Linked DNA regions of Mus musculus: region 2 is linked to region 1. A link is a loop called in an ENCODE intact Hi-C map of the cell type or tissue named here. Cell type or tissue: gastrocnemius. All regions are shown on one strand. Links, peaks and the distances in the headings refer to the core of each region. The heading gives the core; the rest is flanking DNA.

What was found. Hi-C counts contacts between places; a loop is a spot of excess contacts. Peaks named below come from ENCODE experiments on the same cell type or tissue, not always from the same donor. Only the 100,000 strongest peaks of a DNase experiment are listed, where the experiment ranks them.
Region 2: a loop joins it to region 1, with 9 times the contacts of the local background. A loop is called at or near these places in 6 of 42 quality-filtered maps.

What each region holds. Positions count from the first base shown.
Region 1 is chr2:11,867,327-11,872,430 of GRCm38, forward strand. No RefSeq gene overlaps it. Among named protein-coding and RNA genes, the nearest start is that of Gm34768, 30 kb to the right of the region's middle. In gastrocnemius, for the core only: a CTCF peak has its summit at 2,859 (motif pointing left); no DNase peak of the experiment used is centred there.
Region 2 is chr2:11,663,064-11,665,563 of GRCm38, forward strand. The region is part of intron 1 of Il2ra (interleukin 2 receptor, alpha chain); the gene reads left to right. Among named protein-coding and RNA genes, the nearest start is that of Il2ra, 22 kb to the left of the region's middle. In gastrocnemius, for the core only: CTCF peaks have their summits at 1,083 and 1,648; DNase peaks (open chromatin) are centred at 1,095 and 1,535; H3K4me3 peaks cover 1,053 bases; H3K27ac peaks cover 1,622 bases.

The sequences.
Region 1 (5,104 bases), core at 1,321-3,820:
CTCACAGCTTTGAGATCAGATTTTCCCACCCAGGCTTTTCTGTGGGGTCATGGATTTTAGTTTGGTTTGGTTTGGTTTATGTACTTTTCCTCTGTACTTATTTTCTCATCATTTACTCTTCATTAATATCAATATCAGAAAGTGAGAGAAAAATAATTTGCAGACAAGCATTTCAGAGTTGGGATGGATATTAGATATTATTCAACTTTTCATTTTGTATTTAAGGTATCAGACTATAAAGGTTATGTGACTTGCTTTAGGTCATCTTATGAGACATGAGCAAATCTGCAACTTGATTGAAGTCAGTGAGATCCACAGTGCATATGGCTCTTTTCAATTTATCATTCTATCTCAGTTATTATTAAATTCTCTGGCAGTTATAAATGTAGTGACCAATTATGCCTCTAGCTAATTAGAAATGTGGGGACTATCTATAGATGCTAAAAGCTATAGAATCTATATCATTATCAAGAAAAAGAGATTCCACTTTACCAAGTCTGAAGCATTGATCTGGCAATAATTTTCAGAGTCCAGAGGTCAGGAGAATGACATGATGCAGAGAAGTGAAGCCTGGGATTTAAGAAGAGGGATGAAGATATTTTCAAGGATATTTTAGGGTGAAGATATTTTCAAGGATATTTTAGGGTGAAGATATTTTCAAGATATTTTAGGGGCAAAGATATTTTCAAGGCCTTTGGCTTCTTATCGTTTGGTAATAAAAAACTGGTGGCCTCTTTGGTACCATTTTTAACTAAAATCCTTTTGAGTCCCATTATTCTTGAGGAATTCAATATTCTCTACTAACAATTGAATAGAACATAATACTGTGTTGTATTAAATGTTAACCCTGATGGCACAATAGAGTCCTGGGGCCTTTAAATGTTTCCGAGGTTAAGATTAAGCATCAGTGGCTTTAATCCATCAGAAACTTGGTCTTTACTTGCCTCCCACCGCTTCTCCCTCATTTCCTTCATCTTCTCTTCCCTATCAAATTGTGTGGTGGGGTGCAGCTAGTACCTGTCACATTAACAGAATGTCATTAGTATCTGCTTATAAGCTTGGATCTGGAGAGCTTGTTATGAAGAGAACTAGGCAACTTATCGAACACATTGGGATATAAGTAGAAGTAGAGAAGTTAGCAAGTTTCATGGCATGTCTGTGTTCAACATACAAACCAAACTAAAATATTCACATGTCCCCCCTTTGGTAGCCATACTGTCTGCATTATCTGTTCTTGTAGATGTTTTAGGGTAAAAGTGTGATGGCTTTAACCGTAAGTGTCAATTATTAGCCTCCAGAAGGTAGCAAGAGGTGAAGGAAGGCATGTGCAGGCAGGCTGTGCGGGGTAGCGCTCGCTGGGACTGGTAGCCTCCAGAAGGTAGCAAAAGGTGAAGGAAGGCTGTGCAGGCAGGCTGTGCTGGGGTAGCGCTCGCTGGGACTGGTAACCTCCAGAAGGTAGCAAGAGGTGAAGGAAGGCTGTGCAGGCAGGCTGTGCCAGGGTAGCACTCGCTGGGACTCGGCAGAAGGTTCTTCAGGTGGTACCTAGTGCACATTTTCATCAAGCCAAGTAGGTTTTTTATTATTTTTAATTTGACACCATCTTACCATATATTACTGTATGTACTGTCCATCCACAAATACAGATGATTACTTAAGGGGTTAATAACCTTATCTTCTTGTACATCAAGTATAGTGAATATTATTCCTGGTGTAATTTCTTAACACATTTCAGATAGTGTTTCTTAAGTGCAGAGAAAACAGAGAACAGATATACACAGATGCCCAGTCTCTTGCAACCTGCATTTGATTGCCCGTGTCATACTGATAAGGTGCTCTTGTTGCAAATGCCCAAGTGTAACTCAACTTCAACATAAAGAATTTCATGATTAAGGTCAAAGGCTGAAAGGCATCTTAGGCCGTTTGAGGCTATAAGTACATGAGTGTTAAGTCATGGACCCTAGGAAAGTAATAAAAAAAGAAATGTTCACCTGAAGGTGGGCCTGAAGTTTTGGGAAGAAAATCTAATTCTTAATCTTTACAGGAGTCTGTTTCTCCATTCTAACTTCACCAATTAAAACTCAAAAGAAATTTGAGGTCTACTCTTTAGTTTTATCTTTTTAAGAGGCCATTTTCAATTAATATGTACTTTCTTTACCCAAGTGTCCCCAATTTTTTCTTTGCTAGGTTTTTGAGGACACACTCCCTAGAAAAAATGCACATTAAGCTTTATAATATACTTTGATGAAGTGAAGTTGCACAACATCGAAGGATGATGGTTCAGCATCATATGGAAATGCTATTGTGTTTTACCTTGAAAGGAATGTGAAATTACTCCTCATCACTTGTCAGAACATAGCAGCAGTTACACACAGTAGTGCATTTAACTATATCAAAGTGCTGTCTACCGTCTTTGGATAATTGGGATGCAGGGTTTTTTTCCCCCACAATTAGGCTTTTATTTATTAAAGAAGTGTGTTTTGTAGCATATGTGAATTTTTAAAATGTTTCCTACAGTCTTATGAATAAGGACAATAAGTTGTTTTGTTTACATTTGCATCCATTCTTTAAAATGTTGCTGGCACCTTCACTCATTCGTTGCTCTACTTTGTGATCCTTTTGAACTGTGGCATTATTAGTCAAGATCTATTTTCATGTTCCTGCTTCCTAATAGAAACTCTGTTAGGAAACAAGTAGGCTGAATGTGCAGGCTTGCATTTAGAGGCACCTAGGATTTGTATTTTAAAATCTCACTTTCTGTTTTTCTCCTGTGCTGATCAAAAATGAGCTGTCTAATGTTTCCTTGGCAGCATAGTAATCACACTAATGCCTTTCTCCACTTTTTGGAATATCTATACTGCTATCTACTGGCCAATGGAAGCATTGCTTTATACAGGGAGTATCGTGTTTGCTTTACTGTTGTTGTTGTTTGTTTTTTGTTTTTGTTGTTGTTGGTGGTGGTAGTGGAGTGGTGCTTTGTTGTTTCTGTTATTTTGTGTGCTTGCTTGTTACAGTATAATTACATCTCCCCTCCCTGTTGTTGTGTGACGCTATTCCTGAAAAAATATGAACAAATTTGTACCCACTTCAGATAGGGAACTGATTGATGACTGAGCTAAGTACAAATACCAACTTGTTGAAGCAGTGAGTTTTTGTGGGCTTACTTAAAGGAGTGTGGGTGAGGGATTACTTACAGCAGCAGGAATAACTCACAGACAACTGCGTCATTAAAGTCTTCTCCAGCTTGGGTAACACTAACAAAGGTGGAAAATCAGGAACATACTATACAACATGCAGGATGCTTAACAGGTATGACAGTGTCCATCCTTTGTAGATAGTATAGTAAGCATGCATATGCTCAGACAGTCTCTAGTTCCAGGCAACTGGGTTTCTAAGATTCCTCAAGGTAGTCTGGCTTGTTTGCTCTTTACTGTTTCTATACATCCACAGGGAGGGAGGGACCTGCTGAATCTGGTCAGTTTCAGGCAGTTCCTGAAGATATTTTGACTTGGTTACTCCTGACCTTCCCTGTTGCTTAGGAGTAGGATGTAATATTTCGCCTCTCTTTAGAACAAGTGCCCCGTTGTTTCACATTCCTTTAAATAGTATATCTTAAAATATTCTGTTGTTTACCCTGCTGTCACATTCTTCATCTTAAAAAATTTAAATGTAAAATGGAAGATTCCAGACTTAAAAAAAAATTACTACACATCTCCATTCTCCTATTTTCTCAAATGTCCCTCCCATTCATACCCTGATATTCATCTATTTTATATGTGTATATGTAACATTTAATACAACTACTGAACATAGGGTTATTTGTATGTGCATGACAACTTAAGGAGACTCATCCCTGAGGAAGACTGATCTTCCGCCTCTCAGCAGTCAACAGTTGCATGGAGTTCTCTGTGTATGGGTAGGGCCCATGTGAGGTTTTCCTCTTTCACATCATCGTGTACCTTGATGTCAGTGTTTGGGTCTTGTTTAGGTACCCATAGTGTTGTGGTATCATCGATGAAGCTATCCCATTGTATCTAGGAAACACAATCACATGGCACATTTCCTGGTCCTATGGCTTTTAGAGTTCTTCTCCCTTTTCTGTCGTGTACCCTAAGGCTTAGGTATAGGAGCTTTGTTGTAAATGTATCAATTGGGGCTGGGCAATCCAGTATGAGTTCTTCTTTGCATTTTGCAATTCTCTCCATTTGAAATTTTGGTAATGCTCTTCCTCAGTTTCAAAGAAAAGATTCTTTGACGAGAGATGAGAGGTACATTCACCTGTGAATAAAAGGTTATTTATTTAGACTACAGTTTAGAATCATGTTGATCTACTAAAAGTGGGGGTACTAATTTCTTTTCTATGATCCATGACTTCATTAATCCTGGTTAGTTGGCCAGATTTCCAAGTCTCCGGCATAATTTACCTACTGTTGATAAAGCCTTAAGTACAACTAGACAAATATTGATTACTGTTAAAGTATGAGTGTCACTATTGTATCCTTAGTACTATTTTGCTGTGCTGGTCATTGCTATAGTTCATAGGCATCACAGCTGGGTAGGGCTATTGGTTGCTTCTGTTACTTGGCAACATGCAAAGTACTTTTCAGTACTAAAAAGCTAATCATATGAAGGTCGGTTTCTAGTCAAATCTGGCTCATATTCTGAGACCTGTGTCTGAACTGGGTAGTTTCTTCAATAAGAGGGACTTGACTTCAAACTCTGGAAGACAATCAAGGGCAATATAAATAGCCTCTTGGACTCCCTTGACCTTGAACCATTATTCAAAAAGGAATTTCTCAAGCCCAGTATTAGGGTTTTGTTAGATAGTCTGTAGCTATTGGGAAGAGGATTGTTTACTCAAGTGCTATAGCTTCATTTAAATCAAATATGTATATGTAGCCATATACACTTACGTGTCATTTTAGTTAAATAATAAATTTTTCTTATGGCACCCTTAACATCCTTTAACATCCATTGGGCTAGTTTTTCCTCTTTCCTCTCTTTCTCCTTCTGTATTGAACTCCACACACACTATTCAATTAAACCCCATATTTTCTCATTTTTCCCTGCATATCACTTGTGTACTGATCTACTCATGCCATCTCCA
Region 2 (2,500 bases), core at 1-2,500, 210 kb before region 1:
AGATGGGGAGTGGGGGCAACCTGTCTCCTGGAGGTTACATCTCTCTGACATGGAAGGAAGATTTCTGAACTTGGAGAACTCAGGGTTTTCCACAATTCACAGAAAGGGCGCAGAAAGATCAGTTTCTTTTTTATGAGTCTATCACTCTCAGAGCATTTGATCATGTTAAACAATATTCATCATGTTCTACTGAATCGTCTTTCACATACCCAAACACACACACACACACACACACACACACACACACACACACACACTTTCTGTAAGGCCCAACCATTGATTTGGTCTGGAGACAACCCTGACCTTGGCTTTCTTATCTGATCTGATGAGGAAGAGGATGGCTCTCAGGCAAAAGCCAGACTGTTCATCAGGTGACTCACACTCTTTTTTCTTTTTTCTTTTTTCTTTTTTTTTTCGAGACAGGGTTTCTCTGTGTAGCCCTGGCTGTCCTGGAACTCACTTTGTAGACCAGGCTGGCCTCGAACTCAGAAATCCGACTGCCTCTGCCTCCCGAGTGCTGGGATTAAAGGCGTGGGCCACCACGCCCGGCGACTCACACTCTTGTTACACTCATGAGTCCCTTATATAGTTCAGTCAATACCTGTCCCGCAGACACCATGCTTGGTGAGTGTTTTCTAACCTCCCTTCTCACTCCCAGTATATGGAAAAGCAGGAGGCAGCAGGGAGAAGAAGCCCTTACTCAGCGTTGGCTGAGCTACAGACAAAACATTTCCTTAACGACTCCTTTCTCAAACTCTGTCCACTTTCTTAGGGAGCCCTCCTTTGGAGTCATTTACCTAGGGCACAGGAGTCCCTATCGTTCTCATCTTAAATATCATAGATAAACCAACGCTACTGTCTCCCAGCCTACCTTTCCTCGGGCTACCGACTAGATCCCGAGTAAAAATACAAAGCACTCTGAAGGCACGTTCCAAAGCACGAAGGGTCTGCTCAGTGTGCGCTGGAAGACAAGAGTAGCTGGGCAGGGAGTACAGACAGAAAGTAGGGTGCAGCAGCCAGAAGTTCCCCCTCAACCTTAACTATCTGCTGTGTGACAGTCGACAGAAAGCATCAGCACCGCTAGAGGGCTCACTTCTCCAGCCCAGTCTGTCTCTTCAGGAGGTTTGAATGCCTGCCACTGGGAGCTCTCTGGTCGTCCTCCATTTAGGGGCGCTGTCTTATTGATAAAAGAACCACTTGCCTCCCGAGAACGCTTCAACTGTCAATATTGCTGTTTAATTCAAGGGGCACAGAAGAATTCAAGGCACAATTAATTCTAGTTTCATTTTGTTTCTAAAAATAAAACTGTTAAAAAAAATCAAGGGGAAGCTTTTCTATCTGAGGAGTGGAGGCGAAGCCATAAAACCATGTAAGGAGGATGGCAGTTAGGGTAAGAAGTACGGAGCCATGTCTGTGCTCCTTGATCTTGTTACTACATATAGAGGTCTCTTCCTGGGAGCAGAAGGGTTTGGCGAGAAAAGCACAAATGACCTCATCCCACAGCAAGGCTCTACCCCTAAAGGTTCTGCGATCATCCCAAACAGCGCCCCATGCTGGGGACCAAGTGTTCAAACATAGGTGCCTATGGACTGACATCCACATTCAAACCACAACAAGCACCTTTCCCTACCTGCCCTGTGCTGCAGCCCACAGGGAGGAGGCTTTGTAATTCCCAGAGTATTCGCTGAAGGAGTCACAAGTTCCCAGAACGTCTTGTATTCCATTTTTCCTGGAGACACTAGATCCCCAGATAATTGCTGCATTATGGTCTTATTTCAGGGAGAGTGACTGGGGAGAGATTTGGCAAGCATGGGACTACCCCTCATACAAGATGGGCAACATACTCCATCCTGGAAGAGTTTGGCGTTAACTTTCCCAGTGTAGGTCTCTGGTCTGAACCCTTGTATTGGGTTGATTAACAACTGCTGGCCGCTTCTTTGGCCCTGTGCCTACATGAAAGGCAAAACCACATCCAAGTACCTCGGAGTCTGAGATAGGAGTCTCCCAGGAGCCCCATATCCCAAGAATTAAGGTGGAAAAAGGCTGGGAGGTGAATTTGGGAGAAGTGGTTTGGGAGTATTCAGGAGGTAAAAGTAGAGAGGGAAGACGCCAGTCACCTGAAGTCATTTTAGACAATAAATTAGGATTCCTTTTTTAAGTTGTGTACATGGAATTCTCCTTCATGACCTCCCAGAGAAGCTTGTAAACAAATTATTTTTACTCATTTTTGGCTGTTGCGCTGATGTTTCTTTTATGACACCAGAGCAACAAGAGCTAAGAATATCCCCAATTTACTCTTAAGGGATTAAAAAGAATAAAATCTCTAGGGCTGCCTTTCCCATGGGCTCTTCTGCCTTGGAGTCTTTGAATAAGTTTTGGAACACATTTGGCAAGGCCTTTCAGGGAGAGAGAATCATAAGCAATTCTGAGAAAGGTTCTTTTAGAAATGGAAAATCTGTGAGAGTACAAAATTCTACAACTGTCTCCGTGACCCCACATG